Regions from separate parts of the Homo sapiens genome. Here region 2 is linked to region 1. Evidence: chromatin loops called from intact Hi-C (ENCODE). Cell type or tissue: HCT116. All regions are shown on one strand. Each heading gives the region's core, and the rest is flanking DNA. Links, peaks and the distances in the headings are about the cores only. Region 1 has its middle 97 kb from the start of SCG2. Region 2 has its middle 41 kb from the start of SCG2.

The links. A loop is a pair of places that touch in the nucleus more often than their neighbours do. Peaks named below come from ENCODE experiments on the same cell type or tissue, not always from the same donor. Only the 100,000 strongest peaks of a DNase experiment are listed, where the experiment ranks them.
Region 2: a loop joins it to region 1, with 10 times the contacts of the local background. A loop is called at or near these places in 2 of 110 quality-filtered maps.

What each region holds. Positions count from the first base shown.
Region 1 is chr2:223,691,219-223,706,818 of GRCh38, forward strand. It overlaps the pseudogene MLXP1. Among named protein-coding and RNA genes, the nearest start is that of SCG2, 97 kb to the left of the region's middle. RefSeq lists enhancers at 6,037-7,236, 7,886-9,085, 8,414-8,708. In HCT116, for the core only: a CTCF peak has its summit at 7,228; DNase peaks (open chromatin) are centred at 5,683, 6,973 and 8,473; H3K4me3 peaks cover 981 bases; H3K27ac peaks cover 7,950 bases.
Region 2 is chr2:223,553,291-223,568,890 of GRCh38, forward strand. No RefSeq gene overlaps it. Among named protein-coding and RNA genes, the nearest start is that of SCG2, 41 kb to the right of the region's middle. RefSeq lists an enhancer at 10,241-10,535. In HCT116, for the core only: a CTCF peak has its summit at 7,989; DNase peaks (open chromatin) are centred at 4,491, 7,891, 8,991 and 10,351; H3K4me3 peaks cover 3,826 bases; H3K27ac peaks cover 8,000 bases.

The sequences.
Region 1 (15,600 bases), core at 3,511-11,510:
CTACAGTACGACTTCTTGACCAATTACATCTGCCACCACCCTGTTTCCAAATAGGTTCACATTTTGAGGTACTGAGGGTCATGGCTTCAGCATATGAGTTGGGAACTGGGACACAATTCAGCGCATAACTTCATGCCTCAGTTCTCACATCCAAGACTACTACTTTATTTAAAATGACTTCCAAATTCTTGGCCAGGTGCGGTGGCTCATGCCTGTAATCCCAGCACTTTGGGAGGCTGAGGCGGGCAGATCAATTGAGGTCAGCAGTTCAAGACCAGCCTGACCAATGTGGTGAAACCCTGTCTCTACTAAAAATACAAAAATTAGCCAGGTGTGGTGGCATGTGCCTGTAATCCCAGCTACTCAGGAGGCTGAGGCATGAGAATCACTTGAACCCGGGAGATGGAGGTTGCAGTGAGCTGAGATCATGCCACTACACTCCAGCCTGGGTGACAGAGTAAGACTCTGTCTCAAAAATGAATAAATAAATAAAATTATCTCCAAATTCCAAGATGAAATATGAATTTTTCTCTGAGCTGAGATCATGCCACTACACTCCAGCCTGGGTGACAGAGTAAGACTCTGTCTCAAAAATGAATAAATAAATAAAATTATCTCCAAATTCCAAGATGAAATATGAATTTTTCTCCTCTGAATTTGCAAGTCATTTACCTAGAATGACTTTCAAATGCCTTATGATATCTAAAACTCTTCTGTTTTCCCTAATTATTCACCATGTGTGTTTTTCTACTGAAGGTGGGATGTATTTCTTATTCATCTTCACATTCTCCTCAAGGATCATTACCTTGCACACAGTTGGCGCCTTCACTGTGTTTGTGGAATAGAATTGTAATCACTTCTTTTAATTTCTTCCTGCAGAGTCACTTTTTCATGCTTTTTTTTCTTGCCAATAAGCTGCAACCTGCAACACCCCAAAGTGTGTTCCTGCCCTAGCAATGTGCATCCCCACAGAGCGGGGCCAGTAGCAGGCATAAACAAATGCCTTCCTGAACACTAAAACTTAGCAGGCACAAGCTAATTCATTTCTCAACACTTTGGCTGACATTTTGGAAGCTTCAGCTTATCAGTGCAGACAACATTTATCTCACACACACAAAAAGCCACTTGTTCCCGAATACCAGGCAGGTGTCTTATATAGATAGTTACACATATATTTTTAAATGCTCAATCTGCCAGCAGAAGGACACTAGATTTACTGTTGAGAATCTGACATTCTCCTCTTTAATCTGCTAAACCTGCCCCTGAAGGCGAGAGGCTCTTCGCATCCCTCCAAGCCAGTGTTATGCAGCATAATCCAGTCTACACTAGGTGGCATCGCAGCCAACTGGGAAGTTTCTCTCTAGAGAGACGGGAACCGCAGAGGATTCCAGAGACTCTCACTTTTAACGATATTTCAGTATTCCTGAGCAAAGTAAGCACTTAATCAGAACATATACATAAATATTAACAAATGTATGCTCTATGAACAAATTACAGCACATGGCATAATACCTTGAAAGCCATATTTAAATGCCTGCTAAAACTAGCATTTTTCAAATGATGTGATTTTTTAAATTATTATTATTATTATTATTTTTGAGACAGTCTCATTCTGTCACCCAGGCTGGAGTGTAGTGGCGCGATCTTGGCTCACTGCAACCTCCGCCCCCTGGATTCAAGCAATTCTCGTGCCTCACTGTCCCGAGTAGCTTGGGATTACAGGTGCACACCATCACACCTGGCTCGTTTTTTTGTATTTTTAGTAGAGACAGGGTTTCACCATGTTGGCCAGGCTAGTTTCGAACTCCTAACCTGAAATGATCTACCGACCTTGGCCTCCCAAAGTGCTGGGATTACAGGTGTGAGCCACCGCACCCGGCTTCAAAATTATTATTGAAATGAGGATAATTAGCATGTCTATCAACACAATCTGTATACGTATCGAAACTTCACACTGTACCCCAGTCACAATTCCTATGTGTCAACTAAAAACAAAATAAAACATATTTTACAATGAAAAATCTGTACAGGAAAGAAACTGGACAACACCTTAACCAAGTCATCAAAATGCAAGAAAACGTTGACCTAAGAGCAGGCAGAATAGTTCTTCGCAAGGAAAGGTATCCTTTGTGTTTCCCCTAAGGGGCAGACAGACATGGTACATCTCCTATTGTAATACTCGAAAATAATATAACAGCTCTCACATAGCATTCCTGCCCAAAATGCATAACGTGAAGCAAATTAGAAGGAAACAGCACATGCATCTAAAGTAATTGACATTCTATAAAATAAATTGGCCCTTATTCTTTCTTAAAAAAATGTAAATGTCTTGATAGATAAAGAAAGGCTTAGGCACTGTTCCATATTAAAGGGAAGTAACTACAAACACAAGATGACTAAATCTAATACACGGTCCTGGACTGAAGCTGTACTAGGAAAAGCACATTCGTACCAAGGGTATTGAGACAGCAAAACTGGAAGCTGAACTGTAGTTCAGATAAATACACACTGAAGACATAGGGGAAAAGGGGGTCTGATATATGCCATCTACTCTCAAATGGTTCAGAAAAAAATATGTACATGGAAAATATACATAGAAGGGGATGAGAGACAGGATAAAGTTGATGTAAAATATTTAGTATTGACGATCTAGGTAAAGGGTACATGGGTTATTTGTACTATTCTTGCAACTTTTCTGTAAGTTTGAAATTACTTTGGAATGAAAAGAAAAAATATTTTAATAAATAAAAAAATTGGGTTTGGGGTTTTTTTTGTTTTGTTTTGTTTTTGTGTGTTTTTGTTTTTTTTTTTTTTTTTTTTTTTTTTTGAGACAGAATTTTGCTTTTTCGCCCAGGCTGGAGTGAAGTGGCACAATCTCATCTCACTGCAACCTCCACCCCCCAGGTTCAAGCTATTCTCCTGCCTCAGCCTCCCAAGTAGCGGGGATTACATGTGCCCATCACCACGCCTGGTTAATTTTTTGTAACTTTAGTAGAGACAGGGTTTCACCATGTTGGCCAGGCTGGTCTCAAACTCCTGACCTCAGGTGATCCACCCTCCTCGGCCTCCCAAAGTGCTAGGATTACAGGCATGAGCCACTGCGCCCAGCAAAAGATTAGTATTTAAACATATGAAAGACTGAGCCACTTTGAGATGCCTCACCTTTCACCATTTGTTTCTTGCACATCAGTTGCTACGTACCTTATCCAAGCTTGCGAGTGTGTTTGACTCTCTCCTCTCTATCCACTCTTCTCAAAGATGTCCAAGAGCCAGCATGGAGAATTTGGTGCCTTCTTCCTGCTACCCCAGCTGTCCCTGGCTGCTCTGTTTGTGCAAGAAGCTTGTTAGTCAATAGAATCTGTCTGTCAATGATTCTCATCCCGGACTGCATATTAAAATCACCTTGGGAGGCCTTAAATGATGCTGACCTCTCAACCTCGGATTTTCTCATTTAATTAGTTGGGAAAAGGGCCCATTGATATTTTTAAAACCTCCTGGTGATTCTAATATTCAGCAAGTTTGAGAACCACTGAACTAATGTGTTCCCAGTTTTATGAATGAGTGGGCCGCAGTCCTGCTGCATCAGAATCATCTAAGAGGATTACTAAAAGGGTAAAATGCCTGGCCATGGTGGCTCACACCTGCAATCCCAACACTTTGGGAGGCAGAGGCAGAAATGGGAGGATCACTTGAGCCCAGGAGTTCGCGACCAGCCCAGGCAACACAGTGAGAACCCCATCTCTACAAAAAATTAGCCAGGTATGGTGGCACATGCCCATAGTTTCAGCTACTTGGGAGACTGAGATGGGAGGATTACCTGAGCCCACGAGTTTGAGGCTGCAGTGAGCTGTGATCACTCCACTGCACTGCAGCCTGGGCAACAGAGCAAGACCCTGTCTCTAATGAACAATCAATCAATGTAAACCTCCAGGTGTTACTCCAAACCTACTAAATCAAACTCTGTGGGATGGAGGCCCAGACATCTTTCTATACATTCCAAGTGATACTGAAAACTTAAAAATCAGTATTCTGTTTGGTTTTTTGTTTTTGTTTTTGTTTTTTGTTTTTTTGGAGGGGGAGGCTGTCACTCTGTCACCCAGACTGGAGTGCAGTGGCATGATCACAGCTCACTGCAACCTCTACCTTCCAGGTTCAAGCAATTCTTGTGCCTCAGCCTCCCAAGTAGCTGGGATTACAGGTGTGTGCCACAAGTCAGGCTAATTTTTGTATTTTTAGTAGAGACAGGTTTTTGCCATGTTGGCCGGGCTGGTCTCGAACTCCTGGCCTCAAGTGATCCTCCCACCTCAGCTTCCCAAAGTGCTGAGATTATAGGCATGAGCTACCATGCCTGGCCCAAAAATCACTGTTCTGAAACAGTAGTTTCCATGTTTTTTTTGATGGAGCTCACTTTCTGTCACTCCAGAGCAAGGCCATGAAGCTGTGACATCCCAGCCTAGCCCTTGATAGCACGCACTGTTGGTTAGCTTACCCAACAGGCAATTCTAGCCCTTCTCCCCTTCCTTCCTTCTTTCCTTCCTTCCTTCCGCTATAGCTGCTGGAAAAGCTCAACACTCCCTCTTGCAGGCTCCCTCACAGCTGGTAAGGGCAACAGGACCCAATTTAGCCAGTCTTCAAAGGGGTAGTCTGCCAATGGGATTGAGAATATCTTGTTTCTTCATAAAAGGACTTTGCAAGTTCCATGTTCCTGGCTACCGTTTTCCTCTTCTTCCTGCCTTGAAACCGGCTGTGATGCCTTCTTCTGACCGTGTAAGGGCAAGGATAGCCACAAAAGGCCAACACGCTAAGGCTGATGGAGTAAAAGAGTGGAAAAACCTGGATCTTTGATATTGTTAAGAAGCCCACACATGCTTTCAGCATTTCTAACTGATAAAGCATCCCACCTTCCTCATTATCCACTCCAGAGAGAAATCACATTTAAAGAAGCATGACTGAAGTCTCCATTTTTCTTCCTTTTCAAATATTTAATATTGTCCAAGGATTAGTCTACAAAGCCTAATGCATGAACTGTTGTACCCAAGTCTCTACCTCCACCTCCACTTCACTCTGTCTAATCGTGGAAGCCTTTCATTCCACACCCCACATTCTGCAGCCCCCAGACCCCCATCCCAGAAAGAACTGTCTCACCCAGGTCCTCCTGCTCCACCATCTAGGTTCCTCGAGTCCTTCTTTCCTCTCCCCAGTGCTCTCCCTTCCCTCCAGAGAGAATGCACTCTCCCCCTTCTCTTCTAAGAAGAGAACGAAGCAGGAAGAAGCTAAGCAGAGAACAGGGGAGTGGGAAAGCTGTGGACCCTTAACATGAAGGATTTTTAACTGTTCACAGAGAAAACCCAGTGTTTCAGAACACATAGACTCAGATGTCCTAGGACTGAAGGCTAAGGGGAGAGAGCAGTAGGCCGCTGCCCACACTCATCCACAAAAGTTTAGCACATCCGTTCTAAAGTCAGGCTACCCTTCCTAATAACCACTGGAGCTTTCCAAATTACAGATTAAACTCTGATTCAATAGATCTAGAATCCAGAAATTCTGATTCAATAGATCTAGGTGAGGCTCAGACATCTGTTTTTAAAAGCTTCCCAGATGACTGATGAGCAGCCAAGGTCAATAACCCCAGGTAGTAGACGACAGCTGGAGAAACAACTCTCCATTGTCAACAGCAACTCTCAATTAAACAAGGAAATCTTGTCCTTTCCTCTCCTCTCCACTTAAAGTCATTCAAACTATGACTAAGGTAGTACTCAGCCCTCTGTTCAGTGAGATTTCATTTTACCTAATCAGAAAGAACTTTCAACTTGACAGAAAATGTGGATTCCATCCTTGGTTCCCCTAGAATCTTTCTCACATAAATACTTTAGCACCAAGCAAGCATGGCCTAGTCTTCTGGTGTTTTTATATCAAATCATATTACTTTATTCACAAATTACTTCTGATAAATGACCCTGGCTAGCAGTCAAACTGAATTTTTATAGTGAACAAATACTTCTTGAAGAGACTGAAACTCTTCAGACTCATTCAAACATTTTCAGAACTTGACAAACATAGACACTATAATTATGCATAGTAGTTCTGATTGTATCTTTGGACCACATTTTACTTAGCATTGTAAGCTGATCTGTTTCCAAGAGAGAAAGAAAGAAATATCTTAGTCTGTTTCTTATTATGAAATTTAATTATTAATGAAACTCCTTTACCTTTTAGAACTATTCTTAGGATCTCCAGATGCAAGATGAAATTATTGGTGAATGCCATCATGAGGTAATGGCAACATGTCAAATAGAAAGAATGTGTTATTTTTAAAGGCTCTGAAAGAATTTGGTGAATTTTAATTATAAAGTCACAGACCTAATATTTTATCACTTTCCATCCCATGTATGTCATCCCTAGATAATATTTTCCAACTTTTCTTTTTCTCAGGCTCCTGCTCTCTAGAACAAGGGTGATTATCCACATGGCTGCTAACCTTATGAGCACGTTGAGACACTGGATACGTTAGAGAGTGTAGCACACTGGAAAAAAACTACTAAATGAAAAGTATAATTTCCATAGCTAAAAGATGTTTATCATTAGTACCAGTTATTAGCTCATCTATTTAAAGGAAATGACTCTCCATAGAAACTGATCTTCCTTCATTGAATATGTTGGCCTTAATGAGATTGAGGCCTTGTAATTACCAGGAGAAGGAAAGATCATTTGAATTGGTACTATTCCATAAGGCTGTCCTTTTCATTTATTTCTCATGAATCATGTGAACTACTGGGAGGTCTCATACCCATGCTTTTCATTAAGGAACAGGTAACGCATTTAACTTTGATTTTATGACTCAGTCTCGAGAACGCTATGATCTGACCTCTGGGGTTTAGAAATAAACCACTTTCTCATCAATACTGGAATCATTCAGGAGGAGCTGGGAGACTGGTTTTATCCAGCACACACACAAAAGTGCATTTTACAAAAGCAGAGAAAATAGTCACAGGAGGACGATGGGAGTTGTCCGACAAAGAACAAAGCAGAGCACCCACTTGGGTCTGGGGCCTGGAGGGTCATTCTTTTTGACATAGCAGCTTCCAGGGGTGATTCACCACCTGCATTTGGGAGCAGAGATTTCCACTTGTCTGATACGAGCAGTAGATCATCTATGACTTTGTGCAACCATGTTGTCATTTAAAGCACAACTAGATTCTAACTTTAGGGGGAGCTATTCTTGGGGCCAGGCTGGGCTGAGGGCAAGCGATCTGTGTCCTTGGTAGGTAGAACAACATAAGTATATCCCCTCACCCCCATGACTACCTTCTCTCCACCTCACAGTCTTGCTTTTTCTAACATGTTCTCAGCATAGCCTTACCTATTCACATGTTACTCTTCAGAAATGTGTTGTTGAAAAAGAATCCACATTTGAACAATGTGCTAAGGAGAACAACTACATATCCTCCCTCATCTTCCCCTGGCTATGCTTCTGATTGTCATTCAAGGATTTTACAGGTTCACAAAATAATGTCATCCCTGTCCTAAAGAAGGAGAAACTCTGGGATGTATTCTCCAAAATGACTTTGTATAGACTCTTGGAACAAGCCAAGGCTGAAGCTATTTTGGCCCAGAGCTTATCCTTTCCCAGAGGTTATTTCTTACCTCCAAATGGATTCGTTCTGATGAAGGGGCAGTTTTTGCTCATGACAAACAAGCACAAGCACAGAGGAGAAAATTATTATTTTGATTTGGAAACTGAATTTGGGAAGCAGGTGAAGTAATTGTCAGGTAAGTAAAGGAAAGTAACCATTGAAAGGCAGTATATTTTTGACCCCATTTTAAAACTTGATCTCAGGCATAGGCAAAACTGGTTCCAACCAAGATTTGTTTACTTGGGTTATACTGGAGGCAGAAAAGTTAATGTGAAGGCTAGAAAGAGTTTGAAGGAGAAAGAGTTTATAAGAAAGGAAAGTGAGAAAAAAGAGAAGTTGTACCACCCAAACTATCTAGTCAACATTTAATGGTATTTTATGGGCTGCCCATCAAAGTTACTTAATATATATTTAAAAGAAAATGGGGGCTGGGCGTTGTGGCTCACGCCTGTAATCCCAACACTTTGGGAGGCCAAGGCGGGCAGATCACGAGCTCAAGAGATCGAGACAATCCTGGCCAACATGGTGAAACCCCATCTCTACTAAAAATACAAAAATTAGCTGGGCATGGTGGCACATGGCTGTAATACCAGCTACTCGGGAGTCTGAGGCAGAAGAATCACTTGAACCCAGGAGGCGGAGGTTGCAGCAAGCCGAGATCGGGCCACTGCACTCCAGCCTGGAGACAGAGTGAGACTCCATCTCAAAAAAAAAAAGAAAAGAATAAAGAAAATGGGAATGTCATTATATACCTCCCTACCTAGTCACAAAGAACATAAGGTACTTTGGAGTTTATTGAGACCTTTTGCGTAGAACTGAATGAACAAAGACGTGTTATGACTCAGTGACTCACTAAAGGAAATGAGTCATAAGATGGTGTATTTAGTTGTTTGAGCTTCAGCATCACACTCAGCCAATCTGACATTGTTTATTGAAAATGGAGAAGTGAAGTTAGTGAATGCTATGTCTATTATTGAGATCTTTATTTTCCAACATAAAATACATTTCTCAACTCCATGACTTTGAATTCAAACTTATAGTGAAATTCATTCTCAAAAGCATTTTCTTGGTTTTAGATTTTATTCTTCTTCTTCTTCTTTTGAGTAAACATCTGCATTGACAATGGAACTTGCTAAAATTACAGGAAACTCATAAATACAATGAAATAATCTACAATCTCTTGCCATGGGTCACGTAAATCCATATGTATTAAAAAGAAATCAAATTAACAATTTGAAAAACCAGTCATGGCCACTCCACAGCAGCCAACATCATAAAATCTACAACTCCAGGGTCTAGAACATGTTTAGTAATTTTATCTAATAAACTGGAAAATGTAAAATGTTTCATCTCAGGGGAAAAAATGATATTAAATTTCTGTTACATTTGGTTCTCTTATATCCATTCAGACCCCTGGATTCATATTCATGATGGATAAACACCTCTTTCTAAGGCCAAGTGAGCCCATGAGATGATAACATGCTCTCTAATCCTACTATTATTTTCTCTTTGTTTTTTTATGGTTCTTTTAATCTGTTTATCTACATGACAAGCAAGTAGTAGAAATATGTCGAATTTCTGAGTTCTTATAGTATTCTTTTACGACTAGGTATGACCTAGCTAATCTTGTTAGCTAGTCGGAACAGTTGGTGAGACAACTGTTTGGCAGCCTCTATTCATTTGTTCATTTGCTTCTTTTACCACCAAAACATAGGATGAAATTTTCTACTGGTTTTAACTTAATTTTCATCCCAAGTTAGTGCAACTGGTGTATGTATGAAGCCGTAGCTGCATAACCCGGGTAGGACTGAAGCCAGGAACATCAGTGCCCAATCTTAGCTGCCCTGCAGAGCCCAGCTGAGGGGAACGTGCCAGGGTGATTTGATCGTTTAGTCTGCTGAATTATCTGTCAGAATTTTTCAGAATGGAGCTACAAGTGAGGGGTACTGTTTATAAAGAGGAAACAGCCTCCATAAGCAAGTATTAATTCCATGATGAGGAAGCAACCCCAAAAGGTAGAAATATTGGCTGGGCGCCGTGGCTTATGCCTGTAATCCCAGCACTTTGGGGGGCCAAGGTGGGTGGATCACCTGAGATCAGGAGTTCAAGACCAGCCTGGCCAACATGGCAAAACCTCATCTCTACTAAAAATACAGAAATTAGCCGGATGTGATGGCGGGCGCCTGTAGTACCAGCTACTCGGGAGGCTGAGGCAGGAGAATTGCTTGAACCCAAGAGGCAGAGGTTGCAGTGAGCTGAGATCATGCCACTGCACTCCAGCCTGGGTGACATAGCAAGACTCTGTCTCAAAAAAAAATAAAATAAAATAAAATAAAACAAAAGAGGTAGAAATATTTAATTAAGGTGCCTATTTCTAGTAGTAAGTACTTATAGAACATTTACCATGTGCCAGATACATTGTCATTTAAGGTACCTTACATATATGGACTCAATCTTCAACCACATAAGAGTGCCATTGTTTTATTTATTTATTTATCTATTTATTTTTATTTATTTTGAGACAGGGTCTCACTCTGTCGCCCAGGCTGGAGTGCAGTGGCACCAAGCAATTCTCCTGCCTCAGCCTCCCAAGTAACTAGGGTTACAGGTCCGTGCCACCATGCCAGGCTAATTTTTGTATTATTAGTGGAGACAGGGTTTCACCATGTTGGCCAGGCTGGTCTCAAACTCCTGACCTCAGGTGATCCTCCCCCCTCCACCTCCCAAAGAGCTGGGATTATAGGCGTGAGCCACTGCACACGGCCTGAGGATACCATTATTATTATCTCCATATTAAGAATGAAGAGATTAAAAGTCAGAGGTTAAGTAAATTGCCAATGTCACACAGCTGGAAAGTGGCGCTGCCAGTATTTCAAGTCTAGTTCAGAGTCTGTGCTCTTAACCAGTATGTTGTACTGCCATTTATAGACAATAAAGGAAAGTTCTACTTATTGATGAAGTGTATTTCTAGAAATGGGGTCAGAAAACCTTACAGTTAAAAGCACCACTTTTTTCTATAATCTCCATGTAGTCAGCAGTTACTCTAGGTGGTGATCTTAATTGGAAAGGAACAATACAGATTTAAATTTAAACCAGAAGAAACTGACGAGTCAGCTGCTCAAGCAGACAAATGGAATGAGACTATATGGGCAGCATCAGATATATCAACCAGAGAAATTCAGGGTAGCAAGAATTAGAGACTGCCTGTCACAGAAACAAGTATATACTGGGCTCCCTACTCTGGATTGCTATGGCAACAAGCTATATACACCAGATGATTTAGCAATTGGTATAAATTGTCTCAGGTTGTTCAAAACATTTCATCTTCTCTTCCCAATAACATAGTAACTTATCCAAAGTTTGAACTTGTATTGTCCTTGGGTATCTCCCAACATATTCCATCCATTGTTAAAATCAAAATGGTATTTAACACATTTGTTCTTTATGAATTTCATTTTCCATAATATTCTTTTATTATATAACAATTAATATACATAATCACAAAAGCGAGATGCATTTTTTTTTTTTTTTGATACAGAGTCTCGGTCTATCACCCAGGCTGGAGTACAGGGGTGTGACCTTGGCTCACTGCAACCTCCGCCTCCTAGGTTCAAGCTATTCTCCTGCCTCAGCTTCCTGAGTAACTGGGATTACAAGCACCTGCCACCACACCCGGCTAATAACAATATGCATTCTTGATAGCAATTTAAGAATTAAAGTATGCACACACAAAAATTACTTATTTTATCACTATACTTATGCTTTGGTTTGTCTTCTGTCTCCCTCTCAGTGTCTCTCAAGATTGTCATGAGATTTGAATGAGATAGCATGCAAAGTACACAGTACCGTGACTCGCATCAAGTGTTCAAGAAATGGAAGTTATTATTAAGGTAGTGATTACTATTTTTATTTTATGTATTTCTGAAGGGAAGATTTCTAAAAGTAAAATTGTTCCTTAGGCAGGGTGCGGTGGCTCACGCCTGTAATCTCAGCACTTTGGGAGGCCAAGGCAGGCAGATCATGAGGTCAAGAGATTGAGACCATCCTGGCTAACACAGTGAAACCCCGTCTCTACTAAAAAGCACAAAACAATTAGCCGGGCGTGGTGGCAGGCGCCTGTAGTCCCAGCTACTCGGGAGGCTGAGGCAGGAGAATGGCGTGAACCCAGGAGGCCAAGCTTGCAGTAAGCCAAGATCACACCACTGCACTCCAGCCTGGGCAACAGAGCAAGACTCCATCTCAAAGAAAAAAAAAATTGTTCTTTAGAGAGCATGCACATTTTAAATTTTACCAGTAACTGACAAAGTTCCCTCAATTTACCATTTGGGAAATTTACCAATTTCCCATACCAACTCACATTCCCACACAGTATAAGACCTTTCCCCACATCTAAATACTAAATACTATCAACGCTTATGTTTTCACTAGTTTGGGTGAAACATGATAATTCAGTTTAATTTGTATTTCTATTTGTGAGTGAATTAAGCATCTTTTTATGATCATTATTATTAGACATTTGGTGCAGTGGGATTCTGTTCAAATCCTTTCTTCATTTTTTGTATTGGGTTATTTTTCTTCTCTCACTGATTTTTAATAGCACCTTCTATTTCGTGGGTGTTCATTCTCTGTCTCCATCTGCAAATATTTTCTCCAGTTTTCTCAAAGTCTTTTAACTATGTTCATGGTATATTTTATGATTCTAAAATTTAAAAATTGTATGTATTCAAATACATCAATATTTCCCTTTATGGTTTCTGTGTTTGAGGCTTTTCCTGGGAAGGTCTTCCCCATTTCAATATTTATAAAAATATTTCCCTACTGTTTTATTATTTTAGCATACTAATACAATTGTTTAATATATCTGGAGTGGATGTGTATGTGCCTGTGAGATAAAGCTCTGCGTTTTTAATTTTGTGGCTCTCCATTCGTACCTATTAACACTGGTCAAATTTTAGAGTTCTTCCTTTTATTACAATACAAAATGTTATATGTAATCCAAGAAATAATACTAGGAGCCAAAATCTGTATAAGATTCTACAAACAGGCTGGGTGCAGTGGCTCATGCCTGTAATCCCAACACTTTGGGAGATCAAGGCAGGCAGATCACTTGAGGTCAGGAGTTCAAGACCAGCCTGGCCAACATGGCGAAATCCTGTCTCTACTAAAAATACAAAAATTATCTAGGCGTGGTGAGAGGCACCTGTAGTCCCAGCTACTGGGGAGGCCGAGGCATGAAAATCACTTGAACTTGGGAGGCAGAGGTTGCAGTGAACTGAGATCGCACCACTGCACTTCAGGGGGATAGAGCAAGACTGTCTCTAAAAAAAAAAAAACTAACTAAATAAATAAATAAAATAAAAAAGATTCCACAAACATACCATCTTACCCAGCACTTCTTTGTACAAACTATGATTCAATGTTTTTAGTCTCAATCTCACTGATGGAGAAATTGAGGATCAGAGAGTTTAAGCAACTTGATCAAGGTCATAAATTTAATGAGAGACATATTTGAACCTGGTACGTAGATATTTTGACCCATGTCACTCATACTTTCTACCATCAACTATTGTCTTATGTATAATTAGAAAGTATAATTAGAAAAAGAGAGAAGAATTAGTTTCAATATGCAAGATCAAACATTGAATATATTTATGTTTATTTACAATATTTGATCAACCATCATCACCTGGAGGTGTTAGCAAAATGTATAGTTCTTTTCGGCAGGTAGAAAATAAAATAGGGCTTGTTTCTGGTCCAGTAGGTCCAAGACGATGGAGCCAGGTGCCTCTCCCAAAGACCCCTGGGTAAAGGTGGAGTACATCTACAGCTACAAAAGCTCAGACCTCACGTATTTTATAGAAAGCACCCACAATGGGACAGTAGTGTCTAGAGCTAATAGCATCGGTTCCACCAGTGCCTCTTCCATCCCCAACACAGATGAGGAGGACAGTGATTACCACCAAGAGTCCTACAAGGACCAGTAGTGGTGAGCACACACTGAGGCTGAGCAGAAGAGGAAGGATGTCATCAAGAGAGGCTGTGATGACCTTCAGACCATCATCCCCACATGCCAGCAGCAGGACTCCTGCATTGGCTCCCGAAAGCTCAGCAAAGCCATCGTTCTACAAAAGACCATTGACTACACTCAGTTTTTGCACAAGGAGAAGAAAATGCAGGAGGAGGAGGTGTCCACACTATGCAAGGACCTCACAGCCCTAAAGATCATGAAAGGGAACTATAAGCAGATTGTGAAGGCACACCAGGACAACCCCCATGAGGGGAGGACCAGGCCTCTGACCAAGTCAAGGTCAGTGTGTTTCGAGGTATCACGAACTCCCTGTTCCAGTCCTTCAATGTCTTCATCTCTGTGACCAACTTCTAGGAGCTGTCAGCCTGTGTCTTCAGATAGATTGAGGAGCACTGCAAGCCACAGGCCATGGGAGATCGTGATTGGCATCCAGCACCAATTGAAAAACCAGCTTTACTGACCAGTTCTTGTAAACCTGCAGAACAGCAAACAAGAGGCCCTTGAGTCTCTATTTGGCCACTGAGCAGCTGGACCCATGAGACTGAACTGCAACAGCTCACCTTGGTCAGTTTCGCTTGGTGTTTGTGTTTTTTCAGCCCCATTGTATCTTCAGAAGGGCTGGGGTGTTTGTTTTGTGAAAGCTTTTGATTAATTTACTATATTGACCATAAAATTCAAACTTACCCAGTCCTTCCCCTCCCCATGGAAGTCCTTGGGATGGGAGTCTGCCCTTGACACCTCAAAGAGCTCACGGCTTCTCAGCCCTTTCTCCAAGCCTCAGATTTCTGCTCATGATCTACATATATTTGGAGACTGTTTGCCTCTGTTTTGGTCTCTTGGGCAACATTTGGCCTAAGTTTGGCCATTTTGGCAGTAGCTGGAGAAAAAGAGTAAGAAGAAATATTGCCACAGCCATGAAGAGTGAAAGACTGACTACCTTGTGCTTAAACTAGGGCTGCCCGTTCAGTCCAAGGTGAGGCCAAGGGTTTTCTGGCCATCTCAGGGCAAGGCTACCAGGTTCTTCTCCTAGCCTCATATTCCATCACCTCCTTCCTCCTCTGCTCTGTTGGTGTTGGGAAAGCAGCCTCCCTCTCAATTCCTGCCTTCTCAGTTCCCACAGGCTGCGGTGCTGCGTGGCAGAGGCAGGCGTGCCACAGCACCACATACTTGAAATTTTTTATTTTTCTCAACACCAATACAATTTTGCTAAAGTTACTACTTTGGAATATTAACTGGGCCTCAAAGCCACCCCTAGCCTTTCTGTCAAGCATATCTGGTCCTGTCCCATGTCTCAATGTGGCCCGTTTCTCCCAGGACTTAGGGGTGGGGTTAAAGGGTGCAGAAGATACTCAAAAGGTCTCCAGGGATACACAGGCTCAGGAGAGTCCTGGGGGAAGCCTTGGGCTCCCCAGATGCTGGTGGATAGTAACCTCTCTCCATCCTAGTCCTCCAAGCTCACTTCTGCCTTCCGCAGGTTTCATATCTGGGAGATTTGGCCATCCAGAGGAAATTAAATATTTTATATCCAACACAATTATAATAATATTGTCAAATGCTTTCCTTTAAAAAAAGAAAAGACAGCTGGGCGTGGTAGCTCACTCCTGTAATCCCAGCACTTTGGGAGGCTGAGGTGGGCAGATCACCTGAGGTCAGGAGTTAGAGACCAACCTGGCCAACATGGTGAAACTTCCTCTCTACTAAAAATACAAAAATTAGCTGGCTGTTATTACAGCGTGCACCTGTAGTCCCAGCTACTTGGGAGGCTGAGGTAGGGGAATCACTTGAGGCAGAGGTTGCAGTGAGCCGAGATCGTGCCACTGCACTCCAGCCTGGGCGACAGAGCAAGACTCCAACAAAAAAAGAGAAAATAGATGTTCATCTCTTATTTTCCATTCATGATTCTCATGCCTTGATATCCCCTGAGAAGTATAAGCTGAT
Region 2 (15,600 bases), core at 4,034-12,033, 140 kb before region 1:
GCGTTCTGCTATCCAAATTTAAATGGTGATCATTCATAAAGATTAGATTTGGGGGAATGCTCCAAGTGAATTGTGGATAAATCTATGCCATTGAGGCATATATTAGTTCACCCCCTTGGGCAACTAGCTTCCAAAACTCCTGTAAAAAGAAGAGCTTCTAACTACTTGCTTTGGTGTTTTGTTTTGCTGTTTCTGCAAGTGATACGCATTCAACTGATCTTTTCCTTCTTCATTTAAAGTCCTGTTTATCAGACTGCTTTTGCTATGAAAAAAGAAAGCTCTTCATTGCTGATGGATAGTTTTTCGTTTTTGTTTTTTTTTTAAAAAAAAGGTCAAAATAAAACTCTCAACAGAACATCAGCATTTAGTCTGGCTTCAAAGAATAAATAATTTTTTTCATGAAAGTTTTCACTTGGAGCCTGATTTTCCCTGGAAAGTAATCTTCTAACCAATATTCAGCCTGTGCCCTACCGTCAGTACTTTGTGAGCTTCAAAGTGGGAATTCAGTGAAATTTGATGGGCAAGCAACATGCTCAGAGCTGGACTTGGCTCTGTTCCCCTGGTTGTCTCCAGCTCAGCCCTCCGATTTAGGATGTGACAGAAGGAGTTGGAGGTTTGGGCTTAGCCTCAGAGAAGGGCAGCCCCTGCTTCTCTCCCAGGGACATTGAATGTTCTACTTCACCCACATCCTCTTAGGAATCGTCATCACTTAACAGGTCTTCTTTCCCTCCACGTCGGTATTCAGCCGTCTCACTGAACCTAATCTTCCTCCCTGCCACCATGGTGTGCTGGTAAAAGTTTAACCACCAACTCTGGAGTGGGAGAGCCCTGATTTGTAACATTTACTGATTACTGTGGTGTAAATACCCTCACTGTGGTCGATTTCAAGCTACCAACCTGCCACCACTGAATGCAGAGTTGGAAAGAGATGCTAACAGGATACCACGTGCCAGTCCCACGTGTTTACTTTTCTCATTCCTCGTTTCTAGACTTCAGATAAGGTGACTGTGGAACCACGCCACCTCTGTTTTATGCTTTGTTTTGTTTTCAGAAGAAACCATCTTTTTCCTGCTATTTTGGATTGTGCCTCACTGTCCTGGTGTCTGCGTTATCCTTGTCACCACCTGGCATCCATCTGTTTTCTTTCCCTGGCATTCTTTCAGATATCATGTCAACCTCTGCCATCTTTTAGTTTTCTTTAGCCACCCTTTGCTTATGGTAGCTGTCTTTGTTCCTCTGAGAACCTAGCTATGGTTGATTCATCTCATTTTTCCTTGCTGCTGGACCTCTAAGGATGGCGTGGTTGTGCCTGCTGTCCCTTCCCAGTGGCTTGATACTTGATCCATGGAACGGCTGGCATAGATAAGGCCACCTAGCAGCCAGTGACTTCTCATCCCCCGTTTCCTTATTTTTGCACAAAGCCCTTTTGCAAGATTATTCTTCACATGTACACATCCACCCAGGCTATGGGTAGACACGTACGGCACATTTCAAGTGTGCTGGGAGATGTATACCTCCGCCTTCTCCTTGATATAGCTAAGAGTTCAGAAAAGATCCACTTCAAGTCTCCACCAACAGCTTTGTCTCTGAGGAAGCAATTGCTGCTGCAGCACTTCGTAGGAAGCCATTAGCTCTGGCACAGCTTCATCGCTTTGGAAATAGGAAGATTAAATGGGAAGAGTTGGGAATGTATTGTGATACCCAGGGAATCTATAACACAAAAATAACAATATGTGGGAAAATATAATGCATTCTGTTATTTCAGATGATTCTCATTTCATCACAGAACCTCCTTTTACTGAAGGGAAATGCTTCTGAGGTCAGATAAAAAGGGAAGTGTTTTTACCAGGGAGTATTAACCTTGTTATTCTCAAGAAAGCTTTCTGTGTCTCCTGATCGCTTCCCTGGTGGTTGCACCTGGGAAGCCTGGGACCAACCTCTATCTTACCACATAACAACAGCTGGTAACACATTCCAGGAAGATGCGGATGAGTGGTGAGGAAGAAAAGCTCTTCCAGAATAACTGATATACTCAAGATTCTCTGTATGCATGCGCTTACACGATTTTTGTTTGCTTGTTTTTTAACTTTTTACTGAGATGTAATTTCAAATGAACAGAAAATTTGCAAGAATGTATAAATACCTGTATACACTATACCCAAATTCATTACCCATTTATATTTCTGTGTATTTGGTTTTGGTCTGTGTGTTTACTTACTGGCTTGGTTAGTTGTGTCTTTTCAAATAATGCAACCTTTTGGTGTCCTCATTCCCTAATTTGGGAATTTGGGGTTTTTTCTTTAATGATTAGAATAAAGCTATGTTGTTTCTGACCCAGGAGTTAAAAAAAATAAAAATCAATAAAAATAACAGAATAATGCTTCGGGAAGTTCTGACCAATCAGTAACGTGCACTTTTCAGTTTGGAATCCAGATCTGATCACACTGTAAAGGGGCATGACATTTGAAGACATGGATGAAGAATGATGTGAGAAGTTGGGGGCAGAGGAAACTTATTGGACAACACTGAAAGTGAGGAGAGTCCTACTGCAAAGGAGTGAGAATAAGATCATCAAGAAAAGCTGAGACAATTAGGGGCTATAAAGAATTAAGTAATAATGAGTGTTAAACCTTTCAATGGAGTTACCTTTTTTGTATGTGACTATCTAAGAACTGTGGGGAGGGGAAAGAATAAACGAAAAAGAAAAGGCAAATACTGCTTGAGGGAAGAGTGTGTCATTATCCCTAGGCATTAATGCCACCTGAAGGAGCTCATGGTGCTCCACCGCACACACGACGGAGTGATGTTCACAGACCGCCAGCTCAAAGTTGCTAACTAAATAAGTATTCTCTGTCCCAAGTCCCATTACAATTCCAGAAGAAATATAAAAATACAGTCACTACAGCTCTAAAAATGCAGAAAAGTTGTCAAAGATGAAACAATCGATATTGATCTACAACTTTTACTCATCAACAAATATTAATGAGTGCACACTCTGTGTTAGGCAGGCAGAAGTTCCTGCTCTTAATGCATTTGCATTCTTGTGGAAAACAGTTCCCATCCTCATGGGGTGGTTGACATTTGAAGAAACTCCATGCAGACCAACAAGGGAGTTTTTTCATCAGAATCCCAGAATAACAAAAGGTCTCAGGACTGTAACTGTAGACATGAGAGAGATTTCTCAAACTATAAGAGAATGCTCTGTACAGATGTATGCCAAAAATCTTGAAAATATACATGAAATGGATGCATTTTTCAGAAAGTTTAAAAATATGTGTATTTCACTCAATAAGCAGTAGAAGACATGGAAAGATGAATAGACACTGGCAAAAGTAACAATTTGATCAAATGACTACTAAAATTTTTTAAAGACATCACACTTAGACAGGGCACGGTGGCTCACGCCTGTAATCCCAGCACTTTGGGAAGCTGAGGTGGGCAGATGATGAGGTCAAGAGATCGAGACCATCCTCGCCAACATGGTGAAAACTCATCTCTACTAAAAATATAAAAATTAGCTGGGTGTGGTGGCACGCGCCTGTAGTCCCAGCTACTCAGGAAGCTGAGGCAGGAGAATCACTTGAACCCGGGAGGCGGAGGTTGCAGTGAGCTGAGATCACACCATTGCACTCCAGCCTGGGTGACAGAGTGAGGTTCCTTCTCAAAAAAAAAAATAAAGACATCACACTTAGATTCCATAGGCAGATTAGATTCCATAGGCATGGAATCACACTTAGATTCCATAGGCATATCCAAATCTGAATAGATAATATACTTATGTTATACAAATTTCTATGTCCTGTTCCAGAACACAAAATAATTGATAGAATACTTTCCAACTCATTCAGTGAAACTAACTATAACCCTGGTACCAAAACCAGACAGAAAAAAGAAAACATAAAGAAGAAAACTATAAACAATGAATTAAATTATAACCAATTTATTAAACTATAGACAATCAATTAAATTACATTCCTTAATAAGATAAAGGAGACACCCAAATAATTGTTTTAACAGATCTTAAGACATGTTACTTAGTATTTGATAAAATTCAACACCTGTTTCTATCTTTCAAAGGTATCAGTAAGTAAGAAATAAAAATAAATTTATTTTATAAATGTCACCTAATGGAAGTTGAGAGCAAACACTTTACCTAGGTAAAACATTTGAAGCACGTTCATAAAAATCAGTAAGGTGATAAAGATGGCCATTGTCACCTTTGCTCTGGGCAGTCCTGGCCAAAGAAAAAAATATGGAAAAATATAAAGGTATAAATTCATTTTGGGAACAATGAAATCAAAAACTAATTATCTTAGATATGATCCTCTACCTACAAGACCTAAGATAATCTAAAGAGGAAAAAAATGTAAGAAATAGTAAGAAGTACCTTAGGATTCAGCCATCCCACTTTTGCATATATATCCAAAGGAAATGAAATCAGTATGTTGAAGAGATGTCTTCATGCCCATATTCATTGCAGCATTATTTAAAACAGTTCAAACCGGGCACAGTGACTCATACCTGTAATCCCAGCACTTCGGGAGGCCAAGGTAGGTGGATCACCTGAGGTCAGAAGTTCAAGACCAGCCTGGCCAATGTGGTGAAACCCCGTCTCTACTAAAAATACAAAAATTAGCTGGGTGTGGTGACATGCACCTGTAGTCCCAGCCACTCGGGTGGCTAAGGCAGGAGAATCGGCTTGAACCCCGGAGGCAGAGGTTGCAGTGAACCGAGATCATGCCACTGCACTCCAGCCTGGGTGACAGAGCAGAACTCCATCTCAAAAAAATAAAAATAAAACAGTTCACAGTTCACACAGGGAAACAACCCAAGTATACATCAATAGATAAATGAATTTCTTTCTTTCTTTCTTTCTTTTTTGAGGCAGGGTCTTGCTCTATAACCCAGGCTGGAGTGCAGTGGCCTGATCTCGACTCACTGCAATTTCCACCTCCCAGGTTTAAGTGATTCTAGTACCTCAGCCTCCCAAGTAGCTGGGACTACAGGCACGCCACCATGCCCAAATAATTTTTGTATTTTTAGTTGAGACAAGGTTTTGCTCCATTGTTGGCCAGGCTGGTCTTGAACTCTTGACCTCAAGTGATCCTCCTGCCTTGGCTCCCAAAGTGCTGGAATTACAGGCATGAGCCACCGCACCCAGCCAGATGAATGAATTTTTAAAATGTGATATAAACACACAATGGACTATTGTTCAGTTTAGTTTTGGTTTGGTTTTTTTGAGACAGGTTCTTGCTCTGTGGTCCAGGCTAGGGTGTAGTGGCACAATGATGGCTCACTGCAGCCTCAGCTTCCCTGGCTCAAGCTATCCTCCCACTTCAGCTTTCCGAGTAGCTGAGACTACAGGTGCCTGCTACCACCCCTAGCTAATTTTTTGCATTTTTGGTAGAGACGGGGTTTTACCATCTTGCCCAAGCTGGTCTCTAACTCCTGGGTTCAAGTGAACTGCCCGCCTCGGCCTCCCAAAGTGCTGGAATTACAGGTGTGAGCCCCTGTGCCCATTCTTGTTTAGTTTATAAAAAGAAGAAAATTCTGCCACTTGTGAAAACATGGATAAAGCTAGAGGACATCACGCTAAGTGAAATAAGCCACTCACAGCAGGGTGAATACTGCATGGTTCCACCTATATGAGGTATCTACAATAGTCAAACTCATAGAAGCAGAGAATTGTTGCCAGAGGCTGGAGGGGGTGGGAAATGGGAAGCTGTTGTTTAATGAGTATAAAGTGTCAGCTACACTAGATGAATAAATTCTAGAGAGCTGTTGTACAATATAGTTCCTGTAGTTAATAACATGGTATTGTGCACTTTAAAAGTTATCAAGAGGGTAGATCTCATGTTGTGTTCTTACCGAAAATCAAAAATGAAAGCAAAAACAAAGAGACACAAGGAAACCTTGAGAGGTGTTGGATATGCCTATTACCTTGATTGTGACAATGATATCATGGGTGTCTGCATATTTTCAAACTCATCAGATTGTACATATTAAATATGCACAGACTTTGCTTTATTAAAGCATCATTGGACAAAATACCAAGTCCAATTAGCATGTGAAAAGATACCTAACCTACAAAGTAATCAAGTAATCTCACAAGTTAAAACAACAATGGATGCCAAGTTTTGTCCATCAGACTGGCAAAAATAGAAAATGCTGATAATAACCAGTGCAGGCATATATATAGGTAAATTGGGACTTGTAGGCTTGACAGAGAGTACAAATTAAACTTTGCAACTGTAACTTGGTGTCATATGACAAAATTACAACATACATGTCTTTTAAATTAGAAATTCCAGCAAATCTATAAAACTGTCCAAGATACATGCAAACAGATATTTGTATACGGAAGTCAATAGTTAATATTATCTGCAATATAAAAAATTGTTGTAATCTAATTATTTATAATAGTCTAAGCATTATACAGTGTATGGCAGATGTATTCTGTGAAATACTACTCAGTCATGGAAAACAATGAGGCAGCTATAATAGTCTGATATTAATCGCCAATCATGATTTTTGTTAGAAGGTAATCAACATGCATTTCTTTCTTTTCCCTCCTGACTGAATTCCAATTCACTTAAAGTAGCAATGTGCCCAGATGAAGGTTTTCTTGAGAGATGGGTAGGTAATGTTGTGCAAACGGAAGTCGATGGGTTTCTGGAAAAGCTAATTAAGAGCGACTGGCTGATTAAATTACATTCTCCCCATCAATTTCTTCATCACTCTTGTCTGTATTAGTGATACAATGGCTAGCTCCTGTAGCTATCTTGAATTATGAGATGATCTGGAAGGTGAAAGCCATATGCTAAGAATGGCATATGGAAAGGGTAAAAACGGAAGGAGTGGAAAACAAAAAGCATTTTTCAGAACAATATGTGTAAAATATCTGATCTGTGTTTTTAAAAACCATGTAAATGTGTTTGTATAGAAAGAAAGTCTTTAACAATATACTCAAATTGGTATGAGTGGCTTTTTTATGGAGAGAAGAGTGTATTGTTATAAGTTTAATGTTATGCGTTATGGGGAACTTCCTTTTTTGATCTTACTTTTGAATGGTTTTAATTTTTAAAAGCTTATTGCATGCTGTATTTGAAACTTTTAAAATAACTAAATATATGTAGCCTTGTGTTTTTAGTACAACTTTAATTCTGAATACTCATTTATATTTGATTATTTCAAATGCTGCAATTTTGATAAAATGGCACTAAGGCCAAAAGAGACCTTGTAGATTTTCCAATTCCATCTCAAAATTTGACAGGTATGTCCATCAGTCTAGAAAGGTGAATAACCGACCTCAAAGAAATGCAGCTACCTTACAGCATAGGTCTGGAGGAGCCAACTAATTAAAAACTTAATTTGGAAGCACTAAATTAATTAAAAACCTAATATAATTCAGGTGCTCTGTTATATATGTTATCATTTATTCTTCACTTAAACCTTATATGATACCTATAATATCTCTATTTTACAGATGAGGAAAGTAAATTTTGAATAGTTTAACATAATCAATTTCCCTGAGAATATACATCAATTAAGGAAGGAACCTGGATTTAAAATCTGATCTACTTGCTTCAGCCTCTTTCCACTTCACCACATTGCCGCCCACACAACCCCTTGTGCAAACATTGTAAACAATAGCGTGGCCTAGCAGCTCCCAAGTTAATTTCCCCCATTATTATTTATTTGCTAAGTGTTATACAACAGCCACCAGAGAACCCCATCCCCAGGGAACCTGTCACTGTAGACTGTGCACCTAGACTGCTCACGTGGACTGCCTGATTTAAAATTGGTCCCACGTTGCCAAAGGAGGAATGTCAGTTGTTCCATTAATTGAAATGACATGACATAAAATATCAGTGATGCATGGCCAAAAGGCTCCCAGAAAACAAGGAAACATTGATGAGAGATAGGCCAGGGATTTCAAAGTTTCAAGAGACAGTATCCTCCACTGGGTTTCTGTAAATCAGTCAGCGCTTAGTCATCAAGAAAAGTAACAACAACTTCAGGACCAGAGACACTGATTTTCTCCGTGAAAGCCAATCCAGTGGCAATGCGAAGACATTACAGGACAAAGGACAAGCCTAATGGCAGAGAAGCAACACAAGCCCCAGAAGAGAGATCTCACAGCAAAATGAAAAATTCAAGAAATTCTGAAATTCTTTGAACTTATTTTCTTTTGTCATAGTTTTTTTTTCATTTATATCTGTGTTTAACAGTTTTTAAAGCTTTCTTTTCCCAAACCTTCACTCAAAATGCATACCCAGGAAGATTTGTCACATTCAATTTGGAGTTTCCATAGAATACCTGAAAATTATACAGAATTGAAAACAAAAGATGAATTATCAGATTCAGAGTACAACAGGTCTTAACCAGGGTAAATGAAAATGTTTCCACACTGATGCAACAAAAATAAACCATACATACTGTTTTAGGGTAAAGATTCTGACAGAGTATTAGAATATCATATCTTTCTGCATGAAGGGAGAAGAAATGAATTCCAAGATTCCACTGGCTAACAAACCAAAGAAAAACTATTTAGCATATCTTCCAAAATTATCGACATTAATATGTATATTGTTATCTATAACAACCAATTTATATAAACACAATTGACAAGCTTGATCTAACAGATATACATGAAACTCTGCATGGAATAATCAGAGAATAAAATTGATTAGGTCACAGAACAAGTCCCAATAAATGTCTAACAACTGTATTTTCACCACCAGGCCATAAAGTTTGAAATCTAGTTTTTCAATGATAACTTTCTTTTAAAAAAATTATACATACTTAGAAACTTAAAAACACGTGTATAGATAATGTATGGCTCAAAGAAAGAATCATAAGGAAAAATCAGAAAATACCAGAAACTGAACTACAAATGTCCCAGAGCTCTACCTCACCTGCATTCCTGTCTCCTCTTTGAGAAGAATCTTGTATTAGTCATTTACCCCTCAACATGAATCTCAGGCAATGAGCTCTCTGCCTTGGGGAAATTTCCACTTAAAGTACATCAGTGTCATAAGGGCCTAGACAATGAGCCAGTCTTGTGGGTTCAAATTTTGTTTCTGCTCTTTACTAACTATGTGACCACAGATAAGTGACTTGTCCTCTTTGTGCCTCGGTTGCCTCATCCATAAAGTAGAAATAACAATAGCTATATCAAAAACTGTAATGATGATTGAATATATCTAGCAGTGTGTGTGTGGTGTGTTTATACTGTTAGAATAGTGCCTGACAGGCTGGGCACGGTGGCTCACACCTGTAATCCCAGCACTTTGGGAGGCTGAGGAAGACAGATCACGAGGTCAGGATATCGAGATCATCCTGGCTAACATGGTGAAACCCCGTCTCTACTAAAAATACAAAAAAAGTAGCCAGGCGTGGTGGTGGGCGCCTGTAGTCCCAGCTACTCGGGAGGCTGAGGCAGGAGAATGGCGTGAACCCGGGAGGCGGAGTTTGCAGTGAGCCGAGATCGCACCACTGCACTCCAGCCTGGGAAACAGCGAGACTCTGTCTCAAAAAAAAAAAAAAAAAAAAAAAAAAAGAATAGTGCCTGACATGAAGTGAGCACACAACAAAGTGAAATGTTTTTGCTCTATTCATTACTAGCAGAATATCAGTAAACAGGTAGAGATGGTATTTAGGGAACAGGGACTTTGCAAAAGCCCCAAAATCCTGTTTTCAGGCAGCTTTCTCTCTACCTATCATTGAATCCAAACCTACATTTTAGTTCAACCAAATTAAAAATTGTCACTTTTCTCGCCATCTCATACTACCACGGTCTTTGTCTAGGACTTAGCAATGTTTCCTTGAATGATTAGCAGTTCTTCCACTCTGGAATTTTCATCTGCAAGCCCTCCTCAAGTCAGGGCCAGAGGAGACCAATAAAATTGGGGAATTCTAGGATCATCCCATTCAACAAACTCCCTCCACAATATACTGATGTAGCATAAAAGATTAATCCCATTAGAGAATAAAGAATTATGTTTCATTCAAATAAAATTTAAAATTGAGTTGGACAAAACTACCTTGGTAATACACATGGTATTTGTTTGTAGTAACCATCCTTTCAATTAAGAGCAAAACATCTCCTAAGTGAGAAGGAGTTCAGATTGTTGCCTTTGCTTTGCCAAGCCTGCAAGAAGAAAATCTGCAGCATCTGGAGAGGTGAAATTTGCTCTTTATTCTCTTTACATGGGCCATGAAGGGCTAGACCTCTCATTTTAAAGGTGGTGGAGCTTTCTCTCTTCTCCCTGCAGGTGTCATGTTGTAGTGGACACTTCCATCATCTATGTTTAGTGATTACTCACTGCTTCCCATGTGTGGGAGGAAGAATGACTCATCAGGTTGTTTAGAAAGAATCCAGGACAAAGGGACAGGTTCTGTGCCTTTCCATCTGCCTTCCAGAGACAGCCTGATATTCCTTCTCAATCTCTCTTTCTCTCTCTCTCTCTCTTTCTGTTTCTTTCTCTCTCTCATTTTCCCTCCCTCCCTCCTAGCTTCCAACTTCACTGCCTATAAACATGTGAGGAAATCAGGCTGCCCCTGCTCCATTTGTCTGGTTGTCTTCAATTTGGGGCGAAAATCAGGGAAGGGACCTTTTTTAATATAGCCAGGGACCCTGCCTTTCACAGTAAAAAGCAACTTGATGGGCCATTATAAGGGCTCCTGTGAGGCTTTCAGTTCTTTGTGAGAATAAATTACTACCAAGAACTGTGAAGGAAAAGGGGTGAGTCTACACTTCTAATATATTCATACTTACCCCTAATTTAGAATTAGGAATATTAAGCAGTTTTTACTAACTGGGATTTTTTTCTAATATATAATTATTTAACTTGTAATGTTGAAAAGATGAGTAATAAATAGCTTCACTATAATAGCCTTTCCTGGGATGGTCTCTTTTTGAACTCAAGATATCATTTGAATTATGTTCCTTGAATCTAGTAATTTCAGACCATTTACTATAACATAATTGAAAGAAACATTGTCATGAATCTGGCCTAACTAGATATTGACATTTCTTAAGGAAATGCCAAAAAAAAGAAAAAAAAAACTGTACATGAAACAAACAAACAAACAAAAAAAAAACCATAAGTGAAACAATGGGTAAATACACCAATGATAGGAAACCTGGGCACCCAGTGAAGGTAAGATGCGAATCACTAGAGTTTTAAACAAAACTTATTCATGCCTCAGGTCCTCCTCAAAAATAATAGATTAAAAAGAAATTATGCAGTTGAATAAGAGCTTTATGGGAATGTCCTCTAATGGAACAATTTTTTTTTCAGAGTAATTGCAAAGAAAGCAATTTGGTGGTTTTTACTGAATAGCACAGAATAATTTAAGGACGCAAGAGCACGTGCCCTCCATAAGGGATGACCCTCTTACTGGGAGGGCTGCCTTAGCATTGCAGTCATGGCCAGGTGCATTCCAGATGCCCACTACGGCTTTGATTAATTACTTTCCTTGTATTCTATCTTATTAGGTACATGCAGTGAGAAATGAAGGATAATTTGATCAGAAAATAGCTTCTGTTGAATCAAAGGCTTAAAAAATAGTATTGAAATGTGGTGAATAACAAGAAAAAGGGGCCGGGCATGGTGGCTCACTCCTGTAATCCTAGCACTTTGGGAGGCTGAGGCAGGTGGATTACCTGAGGTCAGGAGTTCAAGACCTGCCTGGCCAACATGGTGAAACCCCATCTCTACTAAACATACAAAAATTAACCAGGAGTGGTGGCACATGCCTGCAATCCCAGCTACTCGGGAGGCTGAGGAAGGAGAATGGCTTGAACCCAGAAGACGGAGGTTGCAGTGAGCAGAGATCGTGCCACTGCACTCCAGCCTAGGGCGACAGAGTAAGACTCCATCTCAAAAACAAAAAGGATAAAAATGGTTGTAATGAGTATCTCAACAGCTGTTTTTACAACATGGGATCACCTAAAAACTTGTGTGCTTCACCCCAATTCTTAAGATAAGAGTTCAACCCACATTCAATTCTTCTTTAACTGCCTGATCTGTACAGCCCTCTGTGAAAAGGAAATGAGAACTTTAGAAAAGCAAACAGATGTTTAATAACTTCATGTAGTCCCTGCTAGTTAGACTAGTTAGAGAAAGTAGTTTTGTATAAGCAACTGTCACCATTGGAAGGGGACAGTTTATGGTGTTTTATATAGACTCGAAAAATGTGGAGGATACTTAACGCTTAGATTGGCTTGAAGAGCAGTAAACAGTAGGAATCCACATGGAAATTAATTAGGGTGTAACTCTCTACATGTAGCTGTCCCATATCCTCTTTTGCCCTCACTGACCTCCTGCTCTTTGGCTTCCAGCCACAACACAACTCTTGGTGATCAGAACCCCCAGGCCAAGCATTTGGTTAATGCTGGTCATTCATTCATTCATTGACTAACTCAGAAAATAAAGATGGAGGTTATGTACCAAGAATTGTTGGTTCCCAACTTCTCACTAATTGTTTTGTTCCTGCTATCATCCCAGCTAACCTAAAGTTCTTCAGAGGCCACAGAACAAATTTTTCACTTTGTTATGATTTCCCACAGTGCCTGGGCAGTGCTGAGCACAAAAGAGGTGATCAGCACCAGTGCCCAGAACGTTGCTCCACAGTGTCCGCAGAAAAAAAGTCAAATCCCTTAGCCTGACTCAAAAAGGACCCTTCGCCCTACCCTGCCTTCTTTCAGCTTCATTTCTCATCTCTGACAGAACCCACCTTACCAACCCTGTGTTCCCAGCATACTAAGTTTCTTGCAGCGTCAGAATTTGGGTCACACTCTCAATTTGGAATTTTGCACATGCTATTCCCTCTTGCAGCAACACTCTTCCCATCTTCCCTGTCATCTGGATAACACTACTATTGACTTGACTCAAATATTCCTTATCTGGGAAGCTTACCCTGAGACCAAAAAATACAGTCAGCACTCCTCCTGGAAACCTCTATAATGGCCTACACCCACCACTGTGGTATCACTGCAAGATAAAGGCTTTATAAATACCCATTCAATTAAACTGCCTGAAGTTATGGGCTATGCCTATGTCACAGTTGTATCCCTGAGAACCAACAGTTCTTGGTACCATAGCCAGCCTCCATATTTACTTTTTGAGTTAGTCAATGAATGAATGAATGGCCTAGCCTTGGTGGGTGGTTCTCAATGATCTCTGCTAACAGAAATTCTCATTCTTGAAATATTTTAAATATTTAATCTCTCATCCCAGATATTCTACTTTAGGAAGTAGGTTGCTCATTGTGACATATTGTGGCACCATCTAAAGGTTGTCCTGGCAGCTGAAAATTAGAATACAATTCTTTATACAATTGCAGGATGTGGTGTTAATGAAGCAATGTGCCTGCTACAGAAATAGATTTTTGCTTTGTTTTGTTTTGTTTTTCTGAGACAGGGTCTTGCTCTGTCACCGAGGCTGGAGTGCAGCAACTCACTACAGCTTTGACCTCCCAGGCTCAAGTAATCCTCCAACCTCAGCCTCCCAAGTAGCTGGAACCACAGGCATGTGCCACCACTCCCAGATAATTTTTTTTGAGAGGTGGGGTCTCACTATATTGTTCAGGCTGGTCTTGAACTCCTGGCCTCAAGCAATCCTCCCACCTCAGTCTGCCAAAGTGCTGGGACTACAGGCATGAGTCACCACACCCAACTTATAGGAACCATTTTTTTAAAGTCCCTATATACCTTCACATGGAAGTCATCATAAAGCTTTTAATGAGATATCTTATACACAAAAGTTACTTAATAAATGCTTATTTTGAATGAATGAATGCCCAAAATAATTCTTGCTCAGGAAAACACTTTGCTAATAAAATTAGCAAACACCCATGAAGTCCTCACTTATAGATGAAGAAAGCTGAACAATTTGAGACAAACTTGGAGGTTTACATTGAAAATGACTTGCAAAATAGATATCCGAGTGCTTGATTTAAATGACTTATTTAGCTTAGCAACCAATTTAATGTGTTTTTTAATTTCTAGTGTTTGTGTGTGTATTATAGTAAATATACAATAGTTAATTACAGTTGTCAATTGATTTTTTTTTTCTACTAGCCACTTTGTAGTCAGGTAGCCAGGTGGAGCATCTAGGCCCATGGCCCTGCCCAGCCTGATGAATTGCATGCTGATATTCCCCCTTCAGCCTTTTCTTTCTTTCTTTCTTTTTCTTTCTTTCTTTCTTCTTTTGTTTTTTTTTTTTTTTTTTTTTTTGAGACAGAGTCTCCCTCTGTCACCCAGGCTAGAGTGCAGTGGCACCATCTTGGCTCACTGCAACCTCCACGTCCCGGGTTCAAGCGATTCTCCTCCCCTTCAGCATTTCAAAGGTTGGAGGAAATTGGAGGCACCAAATACCATTTTGTTCTTCTCTCTTCTTGAGGCTCTTCTGTAAACATCCCGGAGTGTTTACTCTACAAATAACATTTCTGGTATGGCCCTGATTTTCTGAAATCGGCAGGAAACATTGGTCTAATCAAAGCTTATTGAACTCTGTTCACATTCTGGAAATCACCACTCATGATTCAAGAATCCAAATGATGCCAAAGGGAGGACAGTAATCCAAGCAAACTCATCCTTTAAGGGCTTTGAATTAAATTTTCAAAATGTGAGAGATAGAATAGTGGAATTGTAAATACTTAACCCTAAATTACAAAGAGGACACTGACATTAATATCAATAGAAGCTTTACAAATAGATTTTCTTTCTTATCCAGAAGGCATGAGTCCTCTGGGATCCCTCAAGTCCAAGTTACCTTTATTTCTCAGTTACCTTCTGCCACGGCATTTTTTTTTTTTTTTTTTTTTTTTGAGATGGAGTATCGCTCTGTCGCCCAGGCTGGAGTGCAGTGGCATGATCTTGGCTCTCTGCAACCTCTGCCTCCCCGGTTCAAGTGATTCTCTTGCCTTAGTCTCCCAAGTAGCTGGGACTACCGGCGCAGGCCACCATGCCTGGCTAATTTTTGTATTTTTAGTAGAGACGAGGTTTTACCATGTTGGCCAGGCTGCTCTTGAACTCCTAACCTCAAGTGATCTGCCCACCTTGGCCTCCCAAAGTGCTGGGATTATAGGCATGAAACATCGCGCCCAGCCTATGCCACAGTCTTGAATTGAAATTTTTGAAACTCTTAAATTTAGAAGAATATGGAAGGCAGATAACTATGTCATGCACTACTAAAACTAAACAAAGAAAATCATAAATATAAAAGCCTCAGTAGTGGTATAGATGGAAACTAAACAATCTTTTCAATCCCCTGTAAAGCTCAAGAAGAAAAACTTCTTCATACCTGGTCAAATGAAGTGAAAAATGATCTCAATCAATGTTTTATGGAATTGATAGACTTCAAATATCAATATTTTGGAAAAGAATTTGAGAATTTAGCTTTAAATCACCTCAGTGATAATTGATAACAAACTGTATTTGTGTAACTCTTTTAACAAAGCCATATATTTCATAAACTCATGGACTAGTCTGAATATTTTTCCTATTTCTCAGATAAAGAAACTTTGAGTTAGACAGGAAGGTGAAATGAGTGGCCAGAGTTGTATACATGCTTTGCCTCCTCCCACTCA